2 separate regions of the Homo sapiens genome follow, and region 2 is linked to region 1. A link is a loop called in an ENCODE intact Hi-C map of the cell type or tissue named here. Cell type or tissue: B cell. All regions are shown on one strand.

The links. Peaks named below come from ENCODE experiments on the same cell type or tissue, not always from the same donor. Only the 100,000 strongest peaks of a DNase experiment are listed, where the experiment ranks them.
Region 2: it touches region 1 in a loop (8-fold over the local background); 4 of 110 quality-filtered maps call a loop at or near these places.

Annotation. Positions count from the first base shown.
Region 1 is chr15:45,117,069-45,119,568 of GRCh38, forward strand. It overlaps DUOXA2 (dual oxidase maturation factor 2), which reads left to right. Exons shown (of 6, transcript NM_207581.4): 5 at 23-237; 6 at 648-1,353. The coding sequence ends at 841. It overlaps DUOXA1 (dual oxidase maturation factor 1), which reads right to left. Exons shown (of 9, transcript NM_001276266.2): 9 at 298-2,297. The coding sequence ends at 2,038. Among named protein-coding and RNA genes, the nearest start is that of DUOXA2, 4.0 kb to the left of the region's middle. RefSeq lists an enhancer at 901-1,100. In B cell, CTCF peaks have their summits at 1,215 (motif pointing left) and 1,418; a DNase peak (open chromatin) is centred at 1,193; H3K4me3 peaks cover 1,064 bases; H3K27me3 peaks cover 1,754 bases.
Region 2 is chr15:44,852,176-44,854,675 of GRCh38, forward strand. It overlaps LOC105370798 (a long non-coding RNA gene), which reads left to right and starts at 2,382. Exons shown (of 2, transcript XR_932185.3): 1 at 2,382-2,464. It also overlaps the pseudogene SORD2P. In B cell, CTCF peaks have their summits at 1,333 (motif pointing right) and 1,590; a DNase peak (open chromatin) is centred at 1,356.

The DNA of each region.
Region 1 (2,500 bases):
GGGTCCCCCCACTCCCCGGCAGGGTGGCGTTCTGCTTCTGGCTCCTCTCCAACGTGCTGCTCTCCACGCCGGCCCCGCTCTACGGAGGCCTGGCACTGCTGACCACCGGAGCCTTCGCGCTCTTCGGGGTCTTCGCCTTGGCCTCCATCTCTAGCGTGCCGCTCTGCCCGCTCCGCCTAGGCTCCTCCGCGCTCACCACTCAGTACGGCGCCGCCTTCTGGGTCACGCTGGCAACCGGTGAGGACCGAGAGAATGGGCCCCGGGGGCTAAGGGTGGAGACAGGATTCACACCGGGTGTGCACTTTCCAGTTTACAGAATGAATTCACATCTATTACCCTATTTGCCCCTCTCAATAGTTCGCAGAAACAGGCACTGTTATGACCATTTTACAGATGAAAAGTGGGGGGCTCAGAAGGGTTTGGTGTCTTGCCGTGTTTCATGTAATTCAGATTAGAGGTGTGTGGCGGGAGGTAACACAAGGGGTAGGCTCCAAAAGATGGAAGAAGGCCCGGGCATCACGCCTGTAATCCCAGCACTTTGGGAGGTCGAGGCAGGAAGGTCGTTTGAGGCCAGAGTTCGAGACCAGCCTGGGCAACATAGCCCTGACTCCACATGCCCTCCTTTCTTTCGATCCCCACCGCCACAGGCGTCCTGTGCCTCTTCCTCGGAGGGGCCGTGGTGAGTCTCCAGTATGTTCGGCCCAGCGCTCTTCGCACCCTTCTGGACCAAAGCGCCAAGGACTGCAGCCAGGAGAGAGGGGGCTCACCTCTTATCCTCGGCGACCCACTGCACAAGCAGGCCGCTCTCCCAGACTTAAAATGTATCACCACTAACCTGTGAGGGGGACCCAATCTGGACTCCTTCCCCGCCTTGGGACATCGCAGGCCGGGAAGCAGTGCCCGCCAGGCCTGGGCCAGGAGAGCTCCAGGAAGGGCACTGAGCGCTGCTGGCGCGAGGCCTCGGACATCCGCAGGCACCAGGGAAAGTCTCCTGGGGCGATCTGTAAATAAACCTTTTTTTCTTTTGTTTTTTAAAAACTGTTTTTCCCATTAATTTTCATGGCTTCTCCGCGCCGGGGTCGCACGTCCTCATGAGCTTCGCTGGGCTGGAGACAGCCTAGTACACTCTCCGCAGTGCTGTGAAACCTGATTCTCTGCGTCGACTCCAGAGTAATAGGGGCGCCCTCTAGTGAGGCCGGAGGGACCCTACCAGAGCTAGCATCTTTCTGAACCACCCCAGGGGGACGTTAGGTGGCAGTGATGAGGCAGGTCACCCACTCCCCCGTCCTGGATGCCACTCAGCTAGCCCAGCTGAGTGGGGTGGGAAGGAATAGCGTTTTGGAGTTGATTCCCTAACTTCCCACCTGGCTTCTTGTGAGGTGGTGTTTGAGGGCCAAGGTAGGTGTCAGCAAGGCATAGAAAGATAAATCCCAAGATTCTTGGCAAGTCTTGCAATCTTATGTAGCAAATTTGGGAACTGAAGCTCAAAGAGAATGTGGCATAGTTGGTTAATGTTAGACCTAGGATGAGAAGTTTGGTTTCCCCTCCTTTCCAGTGCTGTCTTTCATTGTACCAAAAGGCCACACAAGCTGGAGAAGTAAAGGAAGAACAAAAGGAACCCAGGAAAAAGGAAAACAAGAGGTGCCGAGGGATGAGAGGAAACCATAGGAGAATCATATGTAACCCCCACCCTGCTGGTGTTATGGGGGTGAAGTTAGGTTTCAGTGAATAGCATCTTGAAGAGGCAAGGCAGCACGGAAAGGCTGGGTTGCTGTGCAGATAAGCTAGCCCCTGCTTGGCCTTATCATGGCAACAGGCTTTATGGACAGGCCCAGCATCTCTTCAGTCCCTTAGGGCTTTTTGTTTTGTTTTGTTTTTTAACATCAGTATATAGAGCCTCCTTTTTCTACTCCGTCTGTAGATTGGTGCTGGGTGTCTGGTAACAGCCACCCTGAGGGCAGTTCTGCTGGTTTTATGGGGCGCCAATGAGGTTTGGAGCCAGACTGGAAGTCCAGGTGGCCTCCACGGGGAGGAATGTTATAAAGCACAATCAGGATCTTTGGGGTGTGCCTCCTTACAGTATGCCTTGGTGGAGGAAGCCTCTGACAGGGGAATGTCCTGGGACTTGGGACTGTCAGCCATGGACCGGTAGCGGGGGCTCAGGAGTCCACCTTCCTCAGGACTCCACTCCAGCATGGGGTCTTCATCCACACTCTGGTTGAAGAAAGCCTTCAGCCTGTGAGGCTGCATCCTGTGGGCCACCGCCATAGCCAGGCCCAGCAGCACACACAGCAGTCCTGGAGATGAGGGCAACAATTGTCCCACCTTAGTGCTAGTAACACCTGCCGAGGATATCTTCCCCTGGGAGTGTCAGAACAACTCTAAGGGAAGCCTAGAGCCCCTGCTTCAGGGCAACTTGGGCTCAGAGAGGTGACTGGCTGAGGGGCATGTGGCTGGTGTGGCTCTGTTGTCCTAAGTTTCCAGACTCCAAGCCCAGTGC
Region 2 (2,500 bases), 260 kb before region 1:
TACACTGCTTGGCCCCAAACTCAAGTGTTTGTACTTGTTAAATAACCACTATCCAAACTAGTGTTTCCAAGGAAGGTCAGAGGTTTTCACTTATGTCAAGTTACCAGCCCTTTCTGTTGAAGAGGCTCAGTGCTAATTTGAACCTCTTCTCCCATGAAACAAAGCTCAAAGCTTTAATGTTATTGCTGCCTAGCTGATATTGCTCAATGGCTTCTTTATGTCAGGTACGGTGTGCTTTACAGGCATTACCTCATTTAATACTCACAGAAACCCTACATGGTACATCCTACTATTGTCCCTTTTTCATATGATGAGACTGAGGAACCCACCCATGGTAACACTAAGGCAGTAAACGGTGGAGCTGCATCCAAAGCAGCCTGATGGGGGCAAAAGGGCTTAAGGGAGTTTTTTTTTATCTCTTGATAATTTAGACTGGCTACATCGGAAGGAAGGAAGGAAGGAGGGAAGGAAGGAAGGGAGGATGGGAGGGAGGGAGGTAATCAGTCTAGAAATAGCCACCTTATGATAGCTGATTGTCACCAAAACCTTCCTTAAAGTTGTTGCTGGTCCCACATCAGACATCAGTGACCGCTGTGTAAAGCGATCCTTCTGTTATACCAAGTGGATTTTTTTTTGTTTTTTTTACTTTAAGTTCTGGGATACATGTGCAGAACCTGAGGTTTGTTACATAAGTATACATGTGCCATGCTGGTTTGCTGCACCTATTAACCCATCACCTAGGTTTGAAGCCCCACATGCATTAGGTATTTGTCCTAATGCCCTCCCTCCCCTTGCCCCGCACCCCCCGACAGGCCTCAGTGTGTGATGTTACCCTCCCTGTGCCCGTGTGTTCTCATTGTTCAACTCCCACTTATGAGTGAGAACATGTGGTATTTGGTTTTCTGTTTCTGTGTTAGTTTGCTGAGAAGGATGGCTTCCAGCTTCATCCATGTCCCTGAAAAAGACATGATCTCATTCTTTTTTATGGCTGCATTATACTGCGTGAAATGTTGAACTGCAGGTTAAATTGAAACTAAAGACTAAGGCCTTTATTTCAAACATGGGAGAGCACCCCACCTTCCCTGCTAAAGGCACTAGTAGGCAAATTCACAGACACTGAAAGACAGTTCCACAGCATACAATTCATAGCCTTGCCTCCAGCCAGGCCAGACCTGAACGCCCCATTTCAAGGTGGAGAGGTGGTAAGACTAAAGCTTAGAACAACAGTCATGCACACCAAGTAGGCCCTGGGTCACTAGAGAGAACACTACTGTAAATATTTGTTCAAGTTAACGGAGCTGAACAACTGTGCTCCTACCACACAGCAAAGCTGCAGTGACTCTCCCAGACACTAGAGGGTGCTGTGCCCACAGCCTGTGCTGTGCCTATAACGGAACACGCTTGATGGAGAAGTTCAAATAAATTCTTCTCCCTGCACACCAACTTTCTTTTTCCATTCTTTTTCTGGCTGATTCTAATTACCCTTGCAACTCAGGCTTGTCTCCTGCCTCCTGTCTCTGTAGGAGACATGCTACCTGAGCACAAAACCATTTTAACATCAGCCTGTAGGTTTGTAAATATTGCCCTAAGCACACTGTGGAGACTACAATGTTTTAGGAAGTTACTGCAGCATGGTTGCTCAAAACCTTGCTTTTCATGTTTCCTTGCCATGATGTTGGCCACAATCCTCTGTTTGCTTAATCCTTTTCTGTCTCAGATACTCTTCCATTTATCCAATTTCTCATGTACCAAAGTTTCTTAGCTCCTCTGAGATCCCGAACTTTCACTTTTATCTCCACAGCTCCTTTTTTTCTCATTCCCAAGGGTTTTGTCATCTCAATCATATTCAAGGTTTCCTAAAGGAATTTCTTTCTTTCTTTATTTTATTTATTTATTTATTTATTTTTTGTAACTCATCAGCAGTCCCTGATGTCAGATGTCGCTGCACTCAGGCTAGAGTGCAGTGGCATGATCTCGGCTCACTGCAGCCTCGACCTCCTGAACTCAAGTGATCCTCCCATCCTCCCACCTCAGGCTCCCGAGTAGCTGGGATTACAGGTGCGTGCCACGCCGCGTGGCTAATTTTTTTCTATTTTTGGTAGAGATGTGGTTTCATCATGTTGGCCAGGCTGGTCTCGAACTCCTGGCCTCAAGTGATCTGCCTGCCTCTGCCTCCCAAAGTGCTGGGATTACAGGTGTGAGCCACCATGCCCGGCCGAAATTCTTATCTTTTAATGAGTGACTGTACAAGAGGGTAAAAAGGAATTGAGTAATTTTTCTTTACCATAGTTGTGTGAGTTTTCCAGCATATTTCACTTCAAGTCAGAAATACATATCTGAATCACATATATACTCTCCCTTCTATCCCCTTCAGCTCCTCCCGCTGCCCTACCAGCCCACTCCTGAAGTAACTCATGGAAATACTTCAGGAAGTACTCTCTGCGGGGACATGGAATCATCTCAGGTACCTCTCACATACTAAATGTTACCTTGCTTTTCC